2 separate regions of the Homo sapiens genome follow, and region 1 is linked to region 2. A link is a loop called in an ENCODE intact Hi-C map of the cell type or tissue named here. Cell type or tissue: mammary epithelial cell. All regions are shown on one strand. Links, peaks and the distances in the headings refer to the core of each region. The heading gives the core; the rest is flanking DNA. Region 1 has its middle 150 kb from the start of LINC01153. Region 2 has its middle 180 kb from the start of FGFR2.

Region 1 (8,372 bases), core at 155-8,154, 86 kb after region 2:
CCATTTGCTCGCTGGAGTTTTCATACTTGGAAAACGGGAAAAAAAATATATTACCAAAGACCACCCCCGTTCTAAGAAGGAAGGGAGGGGTTTAAATGTTTACTCTATGGCATTCTGTATCATGTTTAAATTGACCATGCTAGGCTGATGCACCGAACATTAACTTCATGAGAAGGTTTTCTCTAAATCTACATGTCTGAAATTAAAAACTTAAAAAAAAATTCACAGATGCTTTTGCACATGGAATTCTACTAATTGTCTATCAGATTTAGCCTGTGCATGGATATGGTGCTATAGTAATTTTGGAAAGAGGTAGATTATCAGCATGATGCTATTATGTAAAACTTTTAATGAAATTCTTACGCTTACCTACTTTCCGAGTAGGTTATTTTTATTACTGCCTGGTGGGTACTTTGAAGATGAATGTAGTTTCAAATAGTAACAATTCTATCAAATTCAAAATGAACCTGTTTAGAAACTTTTTTAAAATTCCGTTTTATGGACCCATAAGCCCGATCCTTGCCTTCTGTGTTTTGCTTGGCTTATATACCATTTAAATATTTTATGAGTCAGCTTAAAAAAGCAATTTTAAAAGTAAAAATCTGGGTTTCTAGCTTCCCTTGAAATATCAAAAGATCTAGCGACACTGGGTCTAGCCAGGCCCTGTGCTCTTTCTGAATCCACCATTTCCACCACTCCCTATTGTCTCCCTGACTCTGAGGCTGTCAGTTTGTAATTTATCATAACTCTTGTTTTTCTTAGAGAAATATTTCTCTTTCTTTACCAAAAGTGGAAATATAGAAAATTACCCAAATGAGCATATGCTTAACAAAATGTGGAGCGTGCTGTGTTTCATATGCCAATATCTGGTGGCCAGGTTCATTTGCAATGCTCCCTGGGTCCCTGAATTCATTTGTATTTGTCACCTTCATACCTGTGTCCCTCGTGCTTGAAGTACTTTCTCCTGCCTCTTCCTTGAGTTCTCGACTGAAATGTCATCTCCCACCCCCACCTTCCCTGATTCCTGTGAGAGATTAGTTGGCTCTGCACGTAGAGCCTACTACAAGGTGTTTGCCACGCCTTCTTGGAATTTCATGTTTACACGTCTGTCTTTGACTCTAAGTTCAGTGAAGTCAGGAACTTTCTTTTCGTTGTCATAACCGTGGTTCTAGGACATATTCGATATGCAATAAATACTTAAAAACAGCATTGAAAGATGTTACCCTAGTCTGGATTTTGAATAAAAATGTAATGTTATTTCATTTGAGTCCTTGTAACAACCTTTTAAATCAATTCATCATAATTTCAACACGAAGTGACTGCTTCTGGGAAGAAGACTTTTCCTTCTTTTAACTCGAGAGCAGAAATTGGTCTGAATAATTGTCGTAGGGATAATATCATTTGTGCAATAAATCAATGGGTGCTATTTACTTGCCAGGTGTTGATGTCAAGGCTACAGATTCTTGGTCTCATGAAACCTTTACTAGTGAGGTAGAAGGATGCAGACGACAGCATGTGAAAACAAACACGATGTGTTTAGGTATTGATAAACACTGAAATTTAAACAGGTAGGCAAACTAGAGAATGACTTGGGGCGTTGGCGGGGGAAGGTGGAGATGAGAGGCTTCTGTAGCTGATGCTGTCAAGGAGTGCCTTTTCCCTACTGCCTCCCACCCGCCTGCTATGAACTGAGATTCTAATGGTAAGAAAACACTGCTTGAGGAAGATCTGGGGGAAGCGTGGTCCAGGCTTAGCAAAGAACAAGTGCAAAGGCCCTGGGGTGGGAACACACTTTGTATATTTGAAGTAGCTTGAATTTAATGAACAAGGAACTTGGTGTGAGATGAGATTGGAGGAGGAGGTGGGGCTAAGGCAGGCAGGATCTTATGGGCCACATGGGAGCGTGGATTTTTTTTTTTTTTTTCCCTGTTCCAAGGGATGCTGGGCTTTTCCCAGACATGCAGGCTCCACATTCCTCTTGGAAGACCGAGTGGAGTCCCGGAGTTATTGTGGGCTTGAGAATTAAACAGACCTTGGCTTGAATCTCCTCTCCACCTTCTACCAAGCATGATCTTAAGCAAGTCTTTCATTTCTCTGAGCCTCAGATTCCAGCTGTAAAATAGGATTAATGCCTTCAATGGGATTTATTCATTCATCCCACAAATACTGATTGCATTTCTACTATGTATCCGGCCCTGGATATCTATCTGTGAACAGGACAGATGAGGCTTTCCCTGCATTTGTGGAGCTTACGGTCTACTTGGAAGTGATAGTCAGTTAATGAAAGCATTATGAATAAGATAACTTTAGGTAGTGATAAGTGCTATGGGGAAAAGACACAGAGCAATAGATAAATAGTGAGTGGGAAGGAGCTAGTTGACCTACTTAGTTGTCCCCATTTTACTTTTAAGGACACTAAGGATCAGAGAAGTTAAATGATTTGCTCAAGGTCACAGAGCACGTAAGAGGCAGAACTGGAAATCAAAACCTGTCTTCCTGGTTCCACAGTCCTTATTCTTTCCCAATATTACTTCATTGATGGTTTTACTCTCCATGAAGTAGAGTAATAAATTATCTACCTTGTTTGGATGACTTAGAGATTTGAGAATTAATGCCTAGACCATCCGGGGGGTATCTGCTTGATGCTGTATTCTACACTACATATGCTGACATAGGGCTTCAGTGTTTCTCTGGAATTATGTAGTCACTAACATGACTGGGACGGAGGAGTCAGTTTGCACTGATTTTCTGTTCCCAGCCTGAAGTCCAAGCATTGCCCTTGCCCCACAACTTGAAAACAATCACAGTGACTGACTTCTGTTGTAGCCTTCATGGTTTCCAGGGCACATTTATGACCAATACTCTGATACTCATGCCAACCCTCTGAAAAAACATTATTTATCCTGTTTTATAGACGGAGACCGTGCGGCTCTGAAGAGTAGTTAAATGACTGTTGGAGCTGCGTAGATATCAAGTGGCTAGGACAGGACTTGAATGTGGTCTTCATGGTCTAAATCCTGCTTATTCCACCCACTGTCTTTCTCTTAGTGTCCTTCCCACCTCCATCTACTCTTCTCCTTACACCCAGGCCCCTGGAAGAGTACTTTACAGTCCTTAATAACTGCAGTTTGATTTGATGGGTTTGTTAACTACAGGGTGGGATCTAATCTTGGAACTCGATGCCCCCCATGTGAGTTGAATCAATGCCTTACCTTTCTTGGGCATTGTGGACACTTTAAGCATCCTGTGGTAGGTGAGAAGGACTTTTTGATTCAGGGAACCTTTCCCTGAACTTCATCTAACAGCAGGTTGGTCCTGGTCTTAAGAAACTTGCCTCATTCAGAGCTGTTACTACTCTTGAAAGAGTTATTATTAGTAATTTTTTTTTCACAACATAAAACAAGTGAAGAGGATTCTCCAATGTGAAGGGTGGATTTGGGGATTGGGCTGGGTGCCCTTAGGATTCTAGGCTCAGACTCTCTCTGGGTTCCCTCCTTGCCATCTGCCTGGTCTCCCCTGGCTCTTGTGAGTTTAATCTACTCCCTGGCCAGGAGATGTCAAGTTTTGAAAGGCTGTGCCAGACTCTTTTTGTCTCCTTACTCCCTCTTCTTTCTTGTAGCATGTCATTCATAGCCACAGCTGCTGTTACCTCCTCTGAGCAGGGGAGTCACAAACTTAACTTCGTTCCATCAGAGTTTGCCCTTTGCCTGAATATCTGATCATCTACTTGATATTGTCTCTTTGATCTCTTGAAGGAAACTCACTCAACTTGTCCAAACAGATTTTTCACTCCCCAAACCTGTTATTCATCTAGTGTCTTCTATCTCAGTGAATATCACCACTATTCATCTCATTACATAAGCCAGGAGATGAGGAATTCACCGTTGACACCTTTCTCTTTTTTATCTATCCCTCATATTGAATCCAGCACCATTTTAGCTCCTAAAGAGCTCTGGCATGTGTGTGATTCTCTCTCTCTCTCTCCCCCACTACTACCCTGGTCCAAGCTGCTCTGGGAACAATCTTCCTTCTGTTCCCATCCACCACACAGCAGCCAGAGTGGTTCTTCCAGAGGATAGATTTGATCATGTGACTCCACGGCTTAAAACTCTCCAATTGTTTCTTATTTAGAACAAACATGGAATTTATTGACTTGGTCTACTGGGCCCTGTTGAGTCTGGCCACTTCTAGCCTCTGTAGCCTTGTCTTAAACCACTCTTCCCATGCCCTCTCAATTCTAGCCAAGCTGATCTTCTTTTCTACACCACAGGCTCCATGCACCCCGTTCCCCCTGTCTAGACTCCTCATTCGCTTGGGTGAGTCATACTCATCTTGTAGTTCTAATTCCTTATTACTGCCCAGGCATGCCTTTCCTGGCTGGGCTGAATCCTCTCTTACAGACTCTCATAACATTGCACTGCCACTTGGTAGTTCCTCTTAAAGTTACAACTGAGAAATTTTATGTATGTGATTATTAATCTCCCTCTTCCACTAGGCTGTGACCTCTGTGGGAACAAGAACCCTGCCTACTTTTGCCCCCACTGCCAGTATAGTAGTTGGCCTTGTAGATTGAGTAGAGGTCTCCTTATTGGGGGCAGTCAGGAGTTGCTAATTTCCTCTGCATGTTTTGGATGGTGTGGTAGACTCAATCCCAGATAACTCAGTAGGGGTAACTGGTCTGAACTACCACCACCATCATCACAACCATGGGCACCTTCACCAGTATCTCATCATCATAATCACTACCACTGACACCATCACTATCATCATCATCATCCTCCTCCTCCTTGTCATTACTACCACTGGCACTCCCACCACCACTATCATCATCATCCTCATCACCACCATCATCATATCATCATCATCATCATCATATCATCATCATCATCATCACCACTCCTTCATCATCACCACTCCTTCATCATCACCATCATGGTCATTTTAGCCCTTGTGTCACAGTAAGACAAGTTGGTATTTTTGCATTATGAAACGCAGCCAGTCATTTATTAATTTCTTGGGAATATCAGAGTTCTGATAAGGTTTATCTCAGATATTGATATTACAATATTTGTTGAATTTTTAACTAAAAAAAGTGCTTTTGTTTCCTGTCTCACAGAATTGGGTCTTCAGATTGGAAAACATACAAATCCTTCCATGATTAAGACTTGGGATCTCATTCATTCATTAAACAAACATTGACTGAATGTCTATTGTGAGCCAGGCACTGTTTTAGGTGCTGGGAATACAGTGCCCCCATGAAACTTATAGAAGGAAATGAGCAACAGACAAATCAGAAGACATGTTAGGCATGTAAATGTTACAATGAAAACAAAACAGAGTGATATAATAGAGCCTGAGGAGGGTTACTTACAATTGCATAGTATGTTAGCGTTTTTGCTATGTGACAAGTGACATTAAAAGCTCAGTGGCTTGTGGCAGCAAGGATTTTTTTGAGGGCTTCTTGTTTATTTATGGGCTCCTCATTCACCTTAGACAAATTGTGACTGGCAAGTATGTGAGCCTGTACTTCTCACTGTGGTTGTCAGCAGAGTAAGTGGTTGAGTAGAACCATTAACAGCTCTTAGGACCTCAGCTCAGACCTGAGCTGAGGCCCAGTGTCCCTTACGCCCATGTTCCTCTGGCCAAAGCAAATCACATGACTGACATTAACAGAGAGAAGAAGCTGCTCTGCTCAAGGGGACAGGCACTGCAAAGATATCTGGCAAGGATGTGGATGTCTTACTGGGGAACAAAGAATTGTGACCCATAATCTAGTGTATTTCAGAAGGCTTGGGAAGCCCTCAGAGTAGGTGGCATTCGAACTAACACCTGAACAAAGAGAAAGAATCAGCCCTGTGATGATCTTGAGGACTAGTTCCAAGCAGAGGACTCAGTTGGGAGAAGGTCCTATGGCAGGAACAGACTTGAAGGAGTGGATGAAACAAGAAGAATCAAGTATGACTGGATGGGACTGAGCAAGAGGAGGCTTGGAGAGGTAGGCAGGTGCCTGGTCATATGGTCACGGTGCTCAGGTCTTGTAGGTCACAATCTGGAGTTTGGGTTTTGCAATGGGAAGAATGGTGGTGGGGGGTGGGGTGACACATCTATTTGTATTTTCAAAACTCTGGCTGTGTTTGATGTCTGTTGCTAGCAGGTAAGGCAAACAGGGCAGGCCAGCTTTGAAAACCTACATGAAGAATGACCTTAAACCTCAACGGCTTGTCTTTCTGAAAGATTTAAAGATGATCTTAGTAAACTGCAAGACAGTCTAGCCCCGGCTTTAGTCCTTCTTCCTCTTGCTGAGTGTGGACTCTGTTTCTCAGGGCTGGCCCTCTCCATGGGCCACTTGACTTGTCCTGGAGAAAGAGTGAGTTCAGGGTGGGCCCCCGATATGCTGCACACCACTCTGACACGACCTCCTAATTCAGAGCAGAAGTCTCAATAAGGAATCACTTTAGAAGAAAGGCTGTGCTTTAATTTATTGTTTTTTCCCTAAAGTTTAAACATTCTCTGCACTTGAGTGGCTGTTGCTTATGCATCTGACTTATTTAGGCAATTTGCTATTGTGTGTGTGGTCCAGTCCAGCCTGTTTCAGTAAAGTGTATGTTAGATGCTTGGAAATTCTCCAGGGAGCATTTTTTGTGTGTGTATGTGTGTGTGTGTGTGTATGTGTGTGTGTGAGAGAGAGAAGAAGGAGGAGGAGGAGGAAGGGAGGGAGAGAAAATGGATGGAGGAAAAGAAAGAGGGTGAGAAGAAACAGGGAGAGGAAGTGAGGGGAGGGGGGAGAGGGAAAAGAGGGAGAGAGAAGGAGAGAGAAAGGGGGACAAGGAGGGAGAGAGAATTCTAACTAGCATCTCAAGCATGATGTTCACAGATGAATAGTACACATTTAATTTGAAGAAACGATTCCTTTTCTTACATTTTGGCTATTGTCAGTCATATTGCAAGCACACTGACATGGTTTAAATTAGCATTGTGGAAGCAATATACTGCAGAGGAGTGCGTGACTAAATTATTAAGAGCGATCTGTGAGGATCAAGCACGAAACCATCTCAGCAAATAGAAAAACTTTATATGGTGCTTTTTGCCAGCTGTGTCCCTGGTCATTGAGCACAACATGTAACAGTTTGCCCATGGACTATTTTGGGAAAAACAGTCGTTTCATCAAGGGTATGGCTTGGGTTTGAAATTTTGTTTGGATCACTTGCCAAGAAACTGGCTTCCAAAAATCAAATATGAAAAATGTTAAGAGAATTGGAAACTAAGGCAGGGAGCTCTGCTTGCCAAATTTTAACTATTACTAACCTGTTAGAAAATATGATCGCAGGCCAGGCGTAGTGGCTCACGCCTGTAACCCCAGCTACTCGGGAGGCTGAGACAGGAGAATCGCTTGAACCCAGGAGGCAGAGGTTGCAGTGAGCCGGGATTGCACCACTGTACTCCAGCCTGGGGGACAGAGCAAGACTCCATCTCAAAAAAAGAAAAAAAGAAAAAAAATACTATCACAGGTACAACATAATGTGTTCCTGGGCTACAATTTCTGTAATGCTCTTCTAGATGAGAAATATCAGAAGATTTAAAAGTAAAAGGGCTAAAATGAAGTCTTGGCTTTGTCACTTGTGAATGGTGTGGACTTGGGCAAGGCATCTCACCTCTTTATTCTTTAGTTTATTCTGTCAACTGAGAGTGGTAGTGTGTACTTCCCAGGTTTTTGAGGAAAATAAATGAGATCATCTTTGTGAAAGGCCTCCTTAAAGTTTCAGGTGTGTGCAGATATGTATGATAACTTTTCTTCATGATATCAGTGAGCAGAAGATCATCTCTGAGCACTGTAATTATAGAATTAGGAATTAGGAAATAAGAATTTCAACATTTTTGAAAATCCCTGGGATTATTTAATTGAATAATCAAAGAAAATAGCCAGGGCAAATGTGTCAACTCCAGCCCTTGGGGAGTGATGGGAAGATGATGGGAAACAGATTGTAACCAAAAAAAAAAAAAAAAAAAAAAAAAAAAGAGAATAAATCTGCATGAAGTTTAAATATGATGTTGTTTTCAGTCACGTAAACCAATAAAGCACTTTGAACCCTTATCTTATTTTCATTTCCACATATTATAGGTCCATCAGCTTGTGATGGAGAGCGAAACACCAGGTTAGGAGCAGCTACAGGTATGGGGCACTGGGAGGGTGCTTGCCACAGATGGGGGCGGACCTGAGGCAGGTGTGAGGCCTCAATGTCAGATATTCCCTGTATCTCAAACACGCAGGAGCCCGCCAAAGCTCCTGCCTCCCAGCACGACGTAATCACTCAGGATCTGTTTATTGCATTGATGAACAAATGAATTAATGGAGATGAAAGGAGGAATTGGGG
Region 2 (8,372 bases), core at 44-8,043:
CTCCTAATTGTCCTCCTTTTCTTTCCTGGGGACAACCAATGTGGTGTACATAGTTTTTGAAATCCCTTTCACATCTAGCATGGGTGACTCTAGACATAACCACCATGGACAGAAGATTCCCACAGCCCTGGGCCAGAGCTGTTAAAAAACTAAAACTCTATGTTATCTAAGCTCTGTAAATCATCTAACAACAGCAATGAGTACTTAGGGCCCAGATTGTTCTTTTGGCCTTCAGAACTCTAATATTTTTTAACAACTGAGGATGATCAACTGAGTTTCCATATCTTCTTTCTCTGCTGAGTACTTGGCATGGTGGTTCTGAGGTTGTTCTGTGGGTCAGAAAATTCCTGCTTTCATCCCAAAGCTCAGTGCCAAGCTACAGAGCTATTTTTTTCTGGTGGTGCAAAATTGAGCTGGGTGGGTACATCATGGTGCTAAGCTGTTTCTCAGGGCTGCCAAACTGGGACTTGGCTTGTGTACTTATGCCCCTAAAAGGTTGCCGCAAACATAGAAAAAGGCTAAGCATTGTGATTTCACACACACACACAGCACACACACACACACACACACACAGCACTGCCTCCAGACCCTGAACCACATAAGATGCACACGGTGCATCCATTCAAATGATGTTTGCAAAAGGAAATGGGTTTGAAAATTCTTTGAATGGAAAGAATGGGTCCTGGATACTGTTCAGAGACAAATGAGTACACGAGTTTTTACTAAAAAGCTGGTTTCCAGCAAGGCTTAGAATCATTTCGCTGTGGCTTTCACTGTATTAGAGGTTTCTAACCTTGTTCAGTTGGTGACGCAGTTGGAGGAACTTCTGGTGATTCACTGGGGGAGTGAATGACCTTTTCTTGTCTCTTTTCATCTGCCCATCAGCTCAGTCCTATTGGATCATGCCTGCCACATGCTCCCTGCCTAAGTGCCCAAGCACATTCACTCACGTATACACATGTGCATGCACGTACACACACTCCAGCTGCCCTTACCGTCTCTGCATCCCAGCTATTGCCCTTCTGCCTACCGGTTGGACATGAGGTCATAGCTGGCCTGATCCACAACTTGCAAGTTGGAAAAATGTTGAAGAAGATGGTCCTATGGATTTCCTCCTGACCCCTGAACCTGAAGGAATGGTGGCTCTGTTGAGCTAAGTGCCCACTCTGTTTCTTCCCCTCTAGGATTTAAATAATTCTCACCATGTGACATCTTCTGCTGGGCAGACCACACATGGAGCTGGAGCAGGTGTTCACTTAGGGTGCATGGGTTGAGGCATGGGGAAGTCCCCGGCTCCTCAATTTCCCTCTTTTTCTCCATTTCACCTGCCTGTCCAGTGACCAGAGTCCACCTGCTGAGACCCATTCCTGGGCTGTGGAGGCCTTTTGGTCATCAGGAGTTTCTCATTAAGAGGCATGAGCTCACGCCTTCATGGGCTAATACCTAGTAGAGATTAGATAACACCAGTGAGGAACATGTGGAGAGGGGTCACAGGGGGCAGAAAGCGGGAGAGGAGGGCCTTTGGGAGAGGGGCAGCAGAGAACCAAAGACCACTTTGCTTCTTAACAGCTATGGGGAAGACTAAACATCAGAACTTCAGCAGGCAAAAGGAGATATTCTGCTTTTAGATAAGCACTGGTCACATCAAAATGGCCCAACAGGCTGAGAGTTTGAGGATTCACTAGTAGAGAGGACTGAGGCCTCTGGTTACGTTAGGCACAAATGAAGTGTTAAGGACAATCAGGTTAGTAGCTAACTCAGCTCTGACCTCCTGCTTGTTAATTACTTGGTGCTTCTATTTCTTTGTGGTGAGAATGGACACCTGACATTCTGCATTGGCTTAGCCCCAGGTGTAGACTCCAAGTTTAGGAACACACGAAAGCTTGCTCAGTGCCCTTGATTTGCACAAAGGAGCATGCCTGCCTAATACCAAAACAGAGTCACAGAGGCCGGGAATTCATCACACAATGGAGCCTGATGTGCATGAGGCAAGCCCTTACAAAAACTTGGGACTGTTGTGGGGTGGGGGGAGGGGGGAGGGATAGCATTAGGAGATATACCTAATGCTAAATGACAAGTTAATGGGTGCGGCACATCAACATGGCACATGTATACATATGTAACAAACCTGCACGTTGTGCACATGTACCCTTAAAGTATAATAATAATAAAATTAAAAAAAAAACTTGGAGGTTTTTAAGAGACATAAAAGTAAAGTAGTTCTTGAATGTGAGTCAATGCAAGACTGCAAATGAAAACAGAGTGAAACTTGATCAAACCTGGTGTTCCCCTCACAGGCTACCTCTGGGCGAAGGAGATTGCTATAGACCGGAAAATGTAATTTCAAGGGGGCCTGGAGAGAGACAGCAATAAAGACCAGTTTTTTTTATTGCACATTTTGAGGCAAAAGGCTTAGGAAGTGCCTTAATGGATGAAATGAGAGATGGTTCTAGAAGACGGAGCTTGATAAAAGGTGGGTGGCCGAAACTCTCAACAGGAGAGATCATGCTTTTTTAATCTGTAGAAATTCATGGAAGTTTTACTGTACTTGCCACAAGGTAAAAATTATGGGCTGTTTGAGTTTCCATTTATCGTTGTTGATGAAGCAGAGGTGAAAAAAACCTGCAGCTAGTTGTTATCAAATAAACTGGTGTGCTGGTAAGTGCTAACAACAGGCTCTGGGGGTGGAGGAAGGGGTGGAGGTGGGGTAGGGTGGGAGAAATCCTGACCTGTTGTGCTTGCCGATTTCCATGGTGTAAATACTCCCACTGTGGCTAACTTCAAGCTATAAAAGAGATGTCAGTGAACACAGAGTTGGGAAGAAATCTGCACAGTGTGTGTTCTTGTGAGCTAGTGAGAGCCAGGTCCACACAGCCCTGCTTAAACAACCCAGCTAGTTGTTTCTTTGGCTTTGATGTGGGGAACAGTGGGAGGCGAGAGCAGCTGATCTGGTTGTCCTTCCTCAGATGAGACTTGACAGCCGGCTTCAGGATGGCAGGCCAAGCTGTTTTAGGTGGCACAAGACTGGGGCTGGGGGAGGAGAGCCAGATACAGGCCACTCTCTCCTGAAGCCGTTATTTGAAATTCTAATGTTTTAAAATTATTCCTGAGGAATCTGAAATGCTTCAGAGAAATTCCAGTAAGCCCAGAGGATTCTGAATAACATGATACTAATGGCAAAAGAATATTGGGTCTTTAGGGGAAAGTGCCCGTTATTTGAAACGGACTCTTTTTAATGATATGTGAGCTGACCTTGGGTAACAGGATCAACAGGGGTCGTGGGGTCATCCCTCTTGTAGCTGGTGAAGATTACTTAGAAGGGAATGGCTGCTACTTCCCTCGGAGCTCCTTACCCACGCTCCATGTGTTTAGCGTTTTTGAAAAGACCAGACCTGAATTAAAATATCACCTCTCAAAGTACAATCATATTTGCCAGACCAAGCGAACAATGCTTATTCCTGTAAGGATGGTCATCTCCCGAATGAGGCACCTTTTCTTTGAGTGTAGGGTTTCAATTCTTTGGCCTAAGAGTATTGAAGAGCAGTCCCTCTCCTCTTGCCAGAAGCCGCAGGGAAGGGGATGCCAAGGGAGTGTCCCTTGACCCCTCTGTAGAGCAGCCCTGCATTTTGGATGTCCGAGTTAGACTTTGACTGAAGAAAGGTTTCTGTAGCTAATGAACAAAACAAGTAGTTAAAAAACCAAAATGCAAATACCTACTCACCAAAACAAAACACAAAACTGTACAAGGAAAAATCTGCTGTTTAATGGCTTATTCCTGCTTGCTTTTTTTTTCTTTTTTTTTTTCCATTGAGCTTATCCCATGCTTACTAGATATTTATGTCTTTTACATTTAAAGACTGGAAAGCTAGGAAACCCATTATACAATTTGATCTATGAATATTTATTACTAAGTGCTAGAGAAATAAGTAAGACCTGGTTTCCCTCTACTCAAGACGCTTGTTATTTAATAAGGAACACAGTGACTTGTAGGAGTTAGAGCCTCATTTGGGAGGCTGTGGGAAGCCATGGTCAGCTTGTGACCAGGGCAGGATCCAGTCAGAGCTGTGTTTTTAGAAGGCAGTGTGGGAAAGGAGGGTTGGGAAGAGAGACCATGAGGAATGTACCATGGTCCATGCAGGTAGAGATAGTGGGAAGGGAAGAGGAGATGGGTGTGGGGTCACTAGTTTCAGGAAGAGAAGCACAAACATTAAGAGAAACTGTTATAAGGGCCAGACGGTGAGCCCATTTGAACTCTTAGGCTTGAGAGGAGACAGGAAGAAATTGATGTGTTCTCCATGGGTCACTGGTGTTGCTGCACATCTTGTGAGCAAAGGCACAGGTAGCCTTTGTTGTAGATTGCCTTTTCAAGGATGTTTGTCTAGTGAACACCCTTGGATGACAGTGTTTTTCCATGGGCTAGAAAGTAAGTTTGCATGTTGTCCCATAAAATAAATGTAATATCTCAAAGGTCACACAGGCTTATTTGGAGCCCACTATAAAAAGGAAGCTCATGCTGCCTGCTGTGCTGACAGCAATGAAATCTTTGGTCTCTGACCCATGAGTCTTGTGTCTTCTAACATTCATGAGACTGAGGTCAGGAATACAGGCCAGCAATGACAATGCCCTCATGTGAAAATGTATAGGAATTAACTTTTGGCTTTTGAGTAATAGTCAACGTGCACTGAGCTCTTACTGCTTGCCAGTGACTGTCCTAAGCATTGCATGTGTATTACCTCATATGAGGCTCCAATGACTCACCCAGGGGTAATCAGCTCATATTTGAAAGATTATTCCAAAGGGCACTCTTAAGAGGTAGCTACTGCAAGGCATTAACTATTTTTACAATCAAAACCAGAGATTTTTGCTAATAGCATAACAGATGGGAAAAATTTCTTTCTATTGATAAACTATATGTTTAATATGTGTGGGTTGGCCTGTGATATTATACAGGCATCTTTCTGCTGCATGAGCAGGTAGAAGAATCTATAGGGAGCCCAATAGTTCTACCCTTTGGAATGATGCCCCAGGCTTGATTCTGAACTGACTCAGTCTAGCTAATGTTTTGGAGGGTTCTTGCTGCCTGTGTCCAAAGCTTGAATATTTCGACATTGACCTTGAGTGAGTGACCTTTTCATGCAAGTGCAATTGAAGCATCTGAAAGGACAGCTAAGAGTTTGTCAAGTTTACAGAATAGGTTGTGTTTTTCTGCTAGCTTGTTAATAATGTGTATATCTGGGGTGGAATCTATCTAGAAGGGAGGTTTTGGGGAAGAGACTATAGCCCCATCTGCAACTAATTGTTGCAGACTACGAATATTTACTCAAAAGGACATACTAATTGAAAATAACCAAATTGACTTGTGTCAGGCTCCAACTGTCACATAGGTGAATATTATTAATATCTTCATATTACAGATGAGAAAACTGAGGCACAGGGAAGAAGACTGTCTCCCCAAGGCCACACAGCTAGGAAATGCTAGCTCCAAGATTCAAAATGTCACCTTTACTTGTTCTGCTAAAGCAAAATGTAGCTGTCATTCTTTCCTCATCATGAAAAATTAATTTGCAGCAAGGAAGAAGTGGAGATTATATATGTGAAGTTTGCTATTTAAAATAGATGACTGTCAGAGGTCTGTATTTTTAGAATTCATTGCCAGGGGCAGATAAAGTTGTGCATAGGCCAGGCCCAGCCTTCCAGCTTTTGCTTGTCTCTTCTAGCTCTAGGGGATCCAAATATAGTTTTTAACATGGGTGCCTTTCCCTCGGGCTCATTCTGATCTTATTTTAAGGGCAAAGAACGCTGAGCTTGGCTTGGGTAAAATTGGAATTCACCTGCCTGGTGCTTTTTCTTCTTATAAATGTCCTGCTTCCAAGAAGGTAGGTTAACAAGACTTCTGTGGGAGATGCCTTCCCAGAGCTATTCTCTCTTCTTCCTTGATAAGGTTTCAAACACTTAAGTTTGGTCTAAGCCAGCCATGGAAAGTCCATCCTTCTGTGCTGGTGAGTGGTTTATAAGGGACCCTATAACCCAGTCCTGGCCAATGATGGGGAGTAAGTGAGCAATTCTGGACATGACTTTCCTTCTGATAAAAGGTAGAGGGCATTATGAGGAGGAGCCCCTTTTGCTCCCACCCTCTTCCTTTCTGCTTGGGTGGGACACTGTCATGTGAGGACTCGATGTCCGGTGCTGCAGTAGTCATCTTGTGACCAAGAAGGGAGAGTCACCAACACATGACGGTGGCAGAGCAGAAGGACAAAAAGAGCCGAGGTCTTTGGTGGCATTGTTGAGCTGCCTACCAACCTCCAGATGGCCAACCTCCAGCTCAACTCTTATGGGAGACTAACAGTATAAGCTACCTTCAGTTGGGCATCCATTACTTGTAGCTGAAAGCATTCCTAACCAAATAAGTGTTAATTAGTAAATGGCTAACTCTCTGAAAAAAGAGTCCACTCTGATGTTCAAGAAACGTGTCCTGAGACCTTGATTAATCCCATAGTCATAAATCAATGATAAGCCCATAAAATGCAAGAAAGTGTTACTAAAAAAAAAAGGAAGAGACTTTTTGTTCTAATCAGGGACACTTTGGTTGTGAGTGAAAAATTAACAAAAGGAATGAAAGTATTAGCCTAGTAAGTGAAAGGTGGAAACATAAGCTTCAGATACAGCTTGATCCAGGACTCAAATTTTGTTATTAAGTCTTGATCCGTCTTGCATCACTTAGTTCTGATCTTCTTTGACTTGACTTCATGTTCCAGCTCTGAGTGGTAGCAAAAGGCTGCCATCAGCTTTGGGGCCACAGCCTTTATTGTCGAGTCCAGCAGTAAAAGAGCAAGTTCCCCTAAAGGTCCCAGCAAGACTCATTATTTCCATAGCTGTGCTTGGGCTCCATGTCCCCAGGGGAATGTGATGCTTTGATTCAGACCTTAGTCACCTGCCTTGCCTTGCCTTGGCACATGGTAGAGTCAACTTCACCTGAAAGTCCATAGACTGAGGACAGGGAAATAACTTCTTTTCTGGAAGAAATCAGGCACTGTTATTGGAAAGTGGATGAATGTTTGGTTGCAAAATTGGAGATGTTCACTCTGTTCCCTTAGAACAGACTTAAAAAGTCTGTTTTCTGCTTAAAAACCATCTCTTTATTCAAAATTCCTTTTTTTTTTTTTTTTTTTTTTTGATAGAGACAGGTTCTTGTTCTGTTGCCCAGGCTGGAGCACAGTGGCGTGATTATAGCTGACTACAGCCTCAAACTCCTGGGCTCAAGCGATCCTCCTGCCTCCAATCTGATGCCTTCCCACCTCTGCCATTACCACTTCCCACATCCCCTCCAGTGGCTGAGACTGTGGGCACACACCACCACACCGTGCTAACTTTTTGATTTTTAGTAGAGACAAGGTCTTACTGTGTTATCCAGGCTGGTCGCAAACTCCTGGGCTCAAGAGAACCTCCCATCTTGGCCTCCCAAAGCTCTGGGATTTCAAGCATGAGCCGCTGTGCCTGGCCTTTATTCAACATTCAACATCCATGCACACACCCATGTTTTTAACTTCCATCACAAGCATTAGCAATCAGCTGCCTTTTCAGAATCATTTTTCTAGGAGTTTTTACATACAATGCACAGAGAACACAAGCCACATAGTTATTAATGCAGAGATGTCTACCGAGACCCTTGCCAGACTTATAGTGTACATGATTTAAATTCATGCCTTGGAAACTTACAAATTGGTGCAGGGCATACAGCTTCTGGTTTTACTCTTGAGTGGCTGGAAGGACAAGTTGGTGACCTGGCAAAGAACTACAGTGATGAACATTTTATCAAGAGTGACAAAGGGCCTCAGCAGAGAAGAAAGCTGGTGGCCTGACCCCATTTGTGACTTCATTTGCCACTCATTCATTGCAGAAAACAAGGAATGCCTCTTTCCTTGACAGCTGTAACAAGGCATAGGGTGTGTCTGGGAGGGGCCACTCCCCATACACATTTGTCCTCAGGGAGTTGCCACTAAAGACCCTCCCACGAAGCACTGAAGGCAATGGTGTCATTACATACTGCAGTGTCTTCCAGAATGTGGGACTCACACCAGGGGAGAAATACTTTATGGCATTAGGGACAACACAGATAAGCACTTCTTCTCTTGAATAGCTATTCAAGAATTCCTTTGTTTAGATTTATAAGAACTCCACATGGCTAGCACCCTACACTCTGATTTTAGTGCTGTTGTTGCTGAAGGCAAGGCCAAAGCAAATAGCTTTCTGGTATCTGTCTTATGCAGACCTCATTAATCACTGGTGCAGTGCCCAGATAGAAGGTAGACACAGTGGAAGTTGCAAAGAAAGACTGCAAAAGGCAGAAGTTTGGGAAACATGACTCTTCAAAA

Evidence for each region. Peaks named below come from ENCODE experiments on the same cell type or tissue, not always from the same donor. Only the 100,000 strongest peaks of a DNase experiment are listed, where the experiment ranks them.
Region 1: it touches region 2 in a loop (2.5-fold over the local background); 2 of 110 quality-filtered maps call a loop at or near these places.

What each region holds. Positions count from the first base shown.
Region 1 is chr10:121,328,998-121,337,369 of GRCh38, reverse strand. No RefSeq gene overlaps it. Among named protein-coding and RNA genes, the nearest start is that of LINC01153, 150 kb to the right of the region's middle. In mammary epithelial cell, for the core only: no CTCF peak of the experiment used is centred there; a DNase peak (open chromatin) is centred at 4,339; H3K27ac peaks cover 1,112 bases.
Region 2 is chr10:121,414,824-121,423,195 of GRCh38, reverse strand. No RefSeq gene overlaps it. Among named protein-coding and RNA genes, the nearest start is that of FGFR2, 180 kb to the left of the region's middle. RefSeq lists a silencer at 8,054-8,254. In mammary epithelial cell, for the core only: a CTCF peak has its summit at 4,632; a DNase peak (open chromatin) is centred at 4,735.